Linked DNA regions of Mus musculus: regions 2 and 3 are each linked to region 1. The links are chromatin loops, found by intact Hi-C in ENCODE. Cell type or tissue: heart. All regions are shown on one strand.

What was found. Hi-C counts contacts between places; a loop is a spot of excess contacts. Peaks named below come from ENCODE experiments on the same cell type or tissue, not always from the same donor. Only the 100,000 strongest peaks of a DNase experiment are listed, where the experiment ranks them.
Region 2: it touches region 1 in a loop (5-fold over the local background); 29 of 42 quality-filtered maps call a loop at or near these places.
Region 3: it touches region 1 in a loop (5-fold over the local background); 19 of 42 quality-filtered maps call a loop at or near these places.

What each region holds. Positions count from the first base shown.
Region 1 is chr11:97,621,097-97,623,596 of GRCm38, reverse strand. 2410003L11Rik (RIKEN cDNA 2410003L11 gene) reads right to left here. Exons shown (of 4, transcript NR_045496.1): 4 at 704-990. Among named protein-coding and RNA genes, the nearest start is that of Gm38962, 3.8 kb to the right of the region's middle. In heart, no CTCF peak of the experiment used is centred here; a DNase peak (open chromatin) is centred at 976; H3K27me3 peaks cover 335 bases.
Region 2 is chr11:97,475,240-97,477,739 of GRCm38, reverse strand. It overlaps Arhgap23 (Rho GTPase activating protein 23), which reads right to left. Exons shown (of 19, transcript NM_021493.2): 14 at 2,327-2,416; 15 at 1,567-1,692. Among named protein-coding and RNA genes, the nearest start is that of 4933428G20Rik, 24 kb to the left of the region's middle. In heart, a CTCF peak has its summit at 1,089 (motif pointing left); no DNase peak of the experiment used is centred here.
Region 3 is chr11:97,530,335-97,532,834 of GRCm38, reverse strand. It overlaps Srcin1 (SRC kinase signaling inhibitor 1), which reads left to right. Exons shown (of 20, transcript NM_018873.2): 12 at 856-1,031. Among named protein-coding and RNA genes, the nearest start is that of 4933428G20Rik, 31 kb to the right of the region's middle. In heart, a CTCF peak has its summit at 967; a DNase peak (open chromatin) is centred at 914; H3K4me3 peaks cover 725 bases; H3K27ac peaks cover 387 bases; H3K27me3 peaks cover 2,189 bases.

The sequences.
Region 1 (2,500 bases):
TCAGGATGCCACAGTGCAGTCAATATCAGTAGCAGAATGAGAAGCACGATGTGATTCCCCTTCTTAAGGTCTCTCTCCACAGACAGACATGCTGTGCTACGCCAGCTGAGAGAGTTATCCTCTCTGGACTTCTGTGTTACCTCTCACCACTCTGAGCAATGCTTTCATTTCCTGGGGTTGACCCGCACTGAACTGAGAGTCTCTGCCATGTGACGTCATCTCAGAATCACTCCCAGAGCTTTGAAAACTTCTGTAGAAGGCGCTGTCCAGCTTGACAACCTCCCTACAGAATGTTAAAGAATTGGAGTCGGGCAGTGGTGGCACACGCCTTTAATCCCAGCACTCGGGAGGCAGAGGCAGGGGGATTTCTGAGTTCGATGCCAGTCTGGTCTACAAAGTGAGTTCCAGGACAGCCAGGGCTATACAGAGAAACCCTGCCTTGAAAAACAAAACAAAAGAAAAAAGAAGAAGAAGAAGAAGAAGAAAAAAGAATTGGGGCTGGTCCAGTGAGATGGCTCAGTGGGCAAAGGGGCTTGCTGCCAAGCCAAAGGACCTGAGTTTAATCCCCCCATGGTGGAAGAAAGGACATCTGCAAGTTTTCCTCCGATCTCCACACCCACACCAGCGTGCAAAAGCACTTGCACATGTGGCAGAGCCAATGCACGAACGGATGCACGTGTACACACACACACACACACACACACACACACACAAAATATATTTAAAGTTGAGCAGTAATGACAAGGTTATAATCCTTGGGAATTTTTTCACTCCCCGTGTAGCCATCCAGTCTCTCTTGCTTTCTTTATTCCAGGACTTGGATCAGTTCCTTGTACACAGAAGGCAGTGAATGAATGAATGCTTCCTTGATGTTGACTGGGTATTCCAAGGACCCCACAGTAAAAGGAGCAGCGATTTGCCACGGTGCAGTTCCTGAGATTTCCCACAAGATGTCACTGTCTGCAAGCACCTGCCGGATCTTAGTTGTGGCTAGAGGGTGAAGAAGAGATTAGTTCTCATTGAGTGCCTCGCTGCGCTGGCCCCTAGGTGAGGCCCTGAGAAATGGTGATGACCTACATGGCCTCTGTTCCTCAGAACTTAAGGCTAATGCTAAATGCTATGCATGAGTTGTTTTGCTTTCTAAACATTAAAGAGTATCTGTTCACCAACTGAGGAAATGTGGCTCTGAGAGGCTAATTGATTTACCCTGAGGTCACACAGCATGTGGAAGAGCGTTCATCCTGAGTTGACCTGTTTTTTTCCTGATAGCTACACAGTCACACAGTAGGTTCTTTGACAGCATTTGCTGGGAGCTGTGCATTGTTCTGATCTAAGTGCCTGTTGTTGTTGTTGTTGTTGTTGTAGTTTCACTCTCCCTAGCTGGCCTGGAACTCACTATGTAGACCGGATTGGTCTGGAACTCACAGATCTGCCCACCTCTGTCTTCCAAGAGCTGCTATTAAAGTTGTGTACCACCACACCTGGCTTATTCTAAGTGTTCTCTCTCTGTTGTAGGGGGATGTGCATGGTTGCCATTGCCATCGCGCTCACACATGTGGAAGTTAGAGAACACCTCTGTGGAGTTGGTTTTAGAAGTCACAGCTCTGTGACAGAGACACAGAATATGTGCCTATGTGTGCCTATGTGTACCTATGTGTGCCTGTGTGCGCCTATGTGTGCCTATGTGTACCTATGTGTGCCTGTGTGCGCCTATGTGTACCTATGTGTGCCTGTGTGTGCCTATGTGTGCCTATGTGTACCTATGTGTGCCTGTGTGTGCCTATGTGTGCCTATGTGTACCTATGTGTGCCTGTGTGCGCCTATGTGTGCCTATGTGTACCTATGTGTGCCTGTGTGTGCCTATGTGTGCCTGTGTGTGCCTATGTGTGCCTGTGTGTGCCTATGTGTGCCTGTGTGTGCCTATGTGTGCCTGTGTGTGCCTATGTGTACCTATGTGTGCCTGTGTGTGCCTATGTGTGCCTATGTGTACCTATGTGTGCCTGTGTGCGCCTATGTGTGCCTATGTGTACCTATGTGTGCCTGTGTGCGCCTATGTGTGCCTATGTGTACCTATGTGTGCCTGTGTGTGCCTATGTGTGCCTGTGTGTGCCTATGTGTGCCTGTGTGTGCCTATGTGTGCCTGTGTGTGCCTATGTGTGCCTGTGTGTGCCTATGTGTACCTATGTGTGCCTGTGTGTGCCTATGTGTGCCTATGTGTACCTATGTGTGCCTGTGTGCGCCTATGTGTGCCTATGTGTACCTATGTGTGCCTGTGTGCGCCTATGTGTGCCTATGTGTACCTATGTGTGCCTGTGTGTGCCTATGTGTGCCTGTGTGTGCCTATGTGTGCCTGTGTGTGCCTATGTGTACCTATGTGTGCCTATGTGTGCCTCTGTGTGCCTGTGTGTGCCTGTGTGTGCCTGTGTGCGCCTATGTGTGCCTATGTGTACCTATGTGTGCCTGTGTGTGCCTATGTGTGCCTGTGTGTGCCTATGTGTGC
Region 2 (2,500 bases), 150 kb after region 1:
CTCAGAGTTAAAGATGTCCCCAGGCCTGGAAGGCTGAGAATGGAAATTTCCCAGCTCAGCTGTTTGTCAGAATTGAATCCCTGCAGGAAAGCCCAGTCTGCCTGGCCTCAGCAGGTCACTCATCCGCTGACTCAGCCGCTTAGCAAACACCGTGTTCACCACCCACGCGCTAGGCTATGCATCTAGACGGACGTGCCCCCTGCCCTACTGAGTGGCAGACACTGCCTCTAGGAAAGCCCACTTGCTACTGGCCTGCTTTCTTCCCAAAGGCTGCTGTTCCAGAAACTCCTGTGTTGACCACAGGCCTTATGCTTCCAGCAACTTCTCCAAAAATCATACAGCCAGAAGCCCTCCCTCCCTCCCTCTCAACCACGGTTCACCTCATGGACACCTCTAGGGATCCTGGTGCTTGAGACCAAACCCCTCCCAGGTCACACAGGGATGCCTGTGTGGCCAGCAGGCTTAGCATCCAAGTGGCCCGCCCCATGCTGGTAGAGAGCAGGCCGTGATACAGCCAGATCCCGGACATGGGGTGAAAAGAATGGATGATCAGGCCACGGAGTCAGCATGACCCAAGCCTACTACAGCCTCCATCCCCTGGCCCGGCAGATGCCCGCTGGGAAGTCAGCCCTGGGTGTACAGACCTGGCTAAACTCCTGCAGATGCCATTTCTTGGTGTGTGGTCTTGCACAGGTGATCCCCTCCCTCAGCACTATTTTCCCTCCTCTGTAAGTGGTGACAAGACTCAGCTTTTCTTCGCTACAGTGTAGGGCACTCTGGGTCCACGCTGTGTGGCTGTCACAGAGGTAAGTGGGATTCACAAAACCCACCCTTGAGCCTCTAAGCCTGAAGCTTCACAGCGCTGTGACCATTAATACAGTCCCTCACACTGAGGTGACCCCGACCATAACAGTTTGTTCTACTTCATAACTGTAATGTCCTTATTGCTGTGAGCTGTAACATAAATATCTGTGTTTTCTGATGGTTTTAGGCAATCCCTGTGAATGGCAACCTACAAGTTGAGAAACAGCGCCCAGGAAGAAGCCTTTTGAGTGGGCTTCAGAAGATAGAGGCCTCTATCGCCCTCTGCTGGTCACTATGGTTTCTTCATCCTTCCTAGACAAAAGCAAGAATCTTGCAGGGCTCATTAGGAGTCAGAAGGGAGGTGAGCAGTGGCTGGCACCAGAGCATCATGGAGGGTGTGGCCTTGGTCCTTGCTTCCTGACCTGGCCTGTGGCTGTTGGGGAACAGACAGACCTCTGACACCCAAGTCACACTGTGTGCCCAGTTCTGCAGGCCACCTCCCCTACAACAGCCCTACTGAGGAGCCTGTGCATCCGTCTCCAGCCACATGGCCCTATCCCTGCATCTCCTCCCTGACTCTTCTTCCAATCTTGTTCCTCGTGTTGGTGTTGATGGCAGCCTGTCACTGCTGTGAGCCAGGCAGGCCCTAGCAGTGCCCTCTTTGGCAGCGGGTGCTTTTGCAAGCATCCCGGGGCACACAGGCTGGTAGGAGCACAGTCTGGTCCTGGGCATCTGGTATAAAAATATGCAACGGGCACTTACATGCTGGATCAACGTCTCCACGATCTTGTAGCGGTCCGGCATGTGGGTCACCATGTCTGTCATGTTGTCTTCAGATGTCCTTACCAATGTTGGCCCGAAGACCAGAGCCAGGTTCCGGGGTTCCATCTGGGTTGGAGGAGGGGAAAATCCCAGGATCATTGCTTTGAACATGACCTCTCTGGGTCACTGAGGCCACCATCCCCAACTCTGACATGTCCTTAGAGTGGGGTCAGACATCTCACATGGGCAAAGAGGTTTGCTGAATAGAATTTAAGCTGGATGTTCAAAGTCTCTCATGTCCAGGCCTGGCAGCCTTGATCATGCTCACCTCACAGACCCATCAAGGGGGGCCCGAGGTTAGTAATAGCTGTGGGGATTCTAGCATGGGAGACATATTGGAGATTGTAGGGTATTTTAGAACAAGGAGAAACCCTATAATTTACTTCTTTTTCTCCACTGTAGAACCAAAAGACAAAGACATGGACTAGGAAGATGCAGAGTGCAGGGGCTGGAACTGGCTCAGAGGACAAATGCCACCCTGCATGGAGGACTGAGCTCTTGGCCTCCCCATGTCCCTTAGGACACCGGAGCTTGCTCTACGAGGGAACAGCGCTGGCTAGCTGCTGGTGGCTCTACTGGCCAGGGTTGCCAGAAAGGGAACCTTTAGGAAGAGAGAGGCTCACGGGGCCTCGATCCTGCGGAGGAAGCACCAGTCCCGGTGCGGCCCAGGCTCCCAGACTCCACAGGGAGCAGCACACACCTTGTTCTTCTCTGAGTGGTCAGCAATGGTCTTGAGATGGCCCACAAGGAATTTAAGTGTTTCATAGTAGTGTCCTGGGAGATCCCGGATCTAGGGGACAGGAGGAAGGAAACGGGATCAGGTTGTGACAATCTCTCCAATCCCGGCTCCACATCCCCTAAAGGGACTCCCATC
Region 3 (2,500 bases), 91 kb after region 1:
AAACCTCACCAAGCCCCGACACGTCATTGAGTCCTAGTCCCCTTCCTCATTTCTGAGCTGTGCCCACCACTCCCTCCATGCACTATCCTTTGCGGTGGTCCCAGTTCCTTCAGATCCTGTAACCTTATTCCCCAAGTCTCCTCAGCTCCCCCTTTCTGAGCCTGGAGTGGCTGTCCCTCCCTGCCTGGCAGATGGTTCCACCTGTCAGGAGCCTGGCATCTTCGTGCCGGCTCTTCAAGAGGGGCTTAGGGCTTGTCAGGTGAGGATAATGAGCAGAGACAAGCTGGGAGCGGAGGGCAGAGAGCTGCCATCTGGGCCACAGATAAGATCTTGGCCACCCACGTCAATTGGGGCACTCGTCTTGCAGTTCCTACTACATCGGCAGACCCTATAGATCTCACTTTGAATCCTTCACCTCAGGTCTTGTCTCCACTCAGGGCTTCTTGAGGCCACAGGTCCACAGTCACACTGTCGTCAGGGCCTTATCTAGTGTTACTCTTTGGCCACAGAAATTCTCATCCTGTTCTTCTGCCCCTATATTTCTCCAGAATATAACCTTGATCTCCCTGCCCAGCTGTCCCAGTCTTCGCCGCTGCTCACAGCCATGTCGCCTTGGGTGAAGCCCAGTATAACTTTGCCTCCTCCATGAGCCTTATCATCCCTGGCCGGGATCTCCTATTGGGTTCTCCCCAACTCCTCTCTCTACCTTGCCACGCCTTCGGGGCAGCACACACCCATAGCCCAGCAACCCAGTCTTCTGTGAAGCTTTGCTTACGCGGGGCTGCCCTCTGCCCACCCTTCCCAACATGCGTCCTCCTTCCACCCGGTCCACGCGAGCATTCTTGCGTTCCGCAGCTCCAGAACCAGGAGTCGGTGCGCGCGCTGCTGAAGCGCACCGAGGCGGAGCTGAGCATGCGCGTGTCGGAGGCGGCGCGGCGGCAGGAGGACCCGCTGCAGCGGCAGCGCACCCTGGTGGAGGAGGAGCGTTTGCGTTACCTCAACGACGAGGAGCTCATTACTCAGCAGCTCAAGTGAGGCTGGGTCCAGGCGTGTAGGGGTTGCGGGGTGGGGAGAGGACCGGAGACTTCTCAGGGGAGAAGGGGGCACGATGCGGCTTCGGTGAACAGCCTGGCTCATATGGAAGGTGCAGGTCCTTTATTTGAAATCACAGATGACGTTTGTTGGTGTTCTGAAGTCTGATTTCACCCTTCACTGTGGCCTGATTTCTCTATGACCCACAAACCTTTGGCCATCTGGCACAATTCCTGATTTCTTTTTTTCTGGCTTGGTGCCTGCCTCTGCCATGGTATCGCTTCCTATGGCCTGCTGCCTACTCTCATAACGCCAGCCGTCTGTTTTCCCTCTACCCTGTGCCTGCTTTCCTTCTGACCTAAGACCAATACAGCTTCACCCTTGGGTTGAACCAGAAGGTGCAACGACAGGGATGTTGTCACATGCCCAGGTGGTTCCTGACCCCTTACCACCCTGATCCCTGAGACCAAGCATCAAAGAAAACCCTTCCCTTCCTCTGCAAAGTGAAGCCAGGCTCTAGTAGTCTTGAAGAAGGATAAACAGAGAATAACCCAACCCTGCTTAGACATGGAAGGGTTAACAGAAGACTGTCTGATCCAGATTTAGCAAATGGCTGTCTGGCCACAATTCCATTGTCTGGCACCTGCGAAGGGGGATGCTGCAGTTTTCCCCTGTCCATTCAGGAAGCAGCGCCATCATCTAACCGCAGCCTTTTCTCCTGAGTTGTTTGGGCTGAGGCAAAGGCCCCTTCCTTTCTTGTGGTCCTTTTTAGTGACACGGGGCAGTAGGGGATCCAGAGACAGCTCCAGAATCTAGGGGCTACGTGAAGAAGGTGGCTGCCACCCCCTCCGTGCTTCAGCATTGTCATCAGTGCTGATATTTTTACAGTTCTTTTGGAAACAGCTGAGGGCCTGACTGTGCTAAGGGACTTAGAACCAGGGAGCCAAGAAAACTGTTCTAGGGTGCTACCCCACTAAGTCATATTTGGGGCCTTACCGGGGCTTTATGAGGTGGTCACACAATGGGGTCCCAGGTAAACCTGGTATGCATTTTGGTAATGTTTAAGGTAAGATCCTGTGTCACACCCCCCCATGCAGCTGAAATGCAGTGAGGAGCCCCCTTACATGGTAATGAGCCAGCAGCAGTAACTCCAAGTCACCATCCTGTCTCGGTGGGATGACGTAGTGACAGCCACCGCAGATCTTTAAGCAGACCGGAGACTGCCACGCTGTGTCAGGGATTCTGTTTCCTCCGCTTCCCCATCTTTTCCTTGTCTCTTTCCGTTTTGCATAGAGGAGCTGGGCCAGGATTTTCAAAAGGAGTTAGTCTGAGACATTAAAGAGAAATTAAGGGGGGGAACCATCAAAGCTCTGGGGCAAAAGAAATGAAAGGACCGATCTGTGCTCTTGTCTTCATGACTGTCTGGTCCTGGGCTTCCTGGGAGCCTCAGTTCTCCAGGAACACAGAA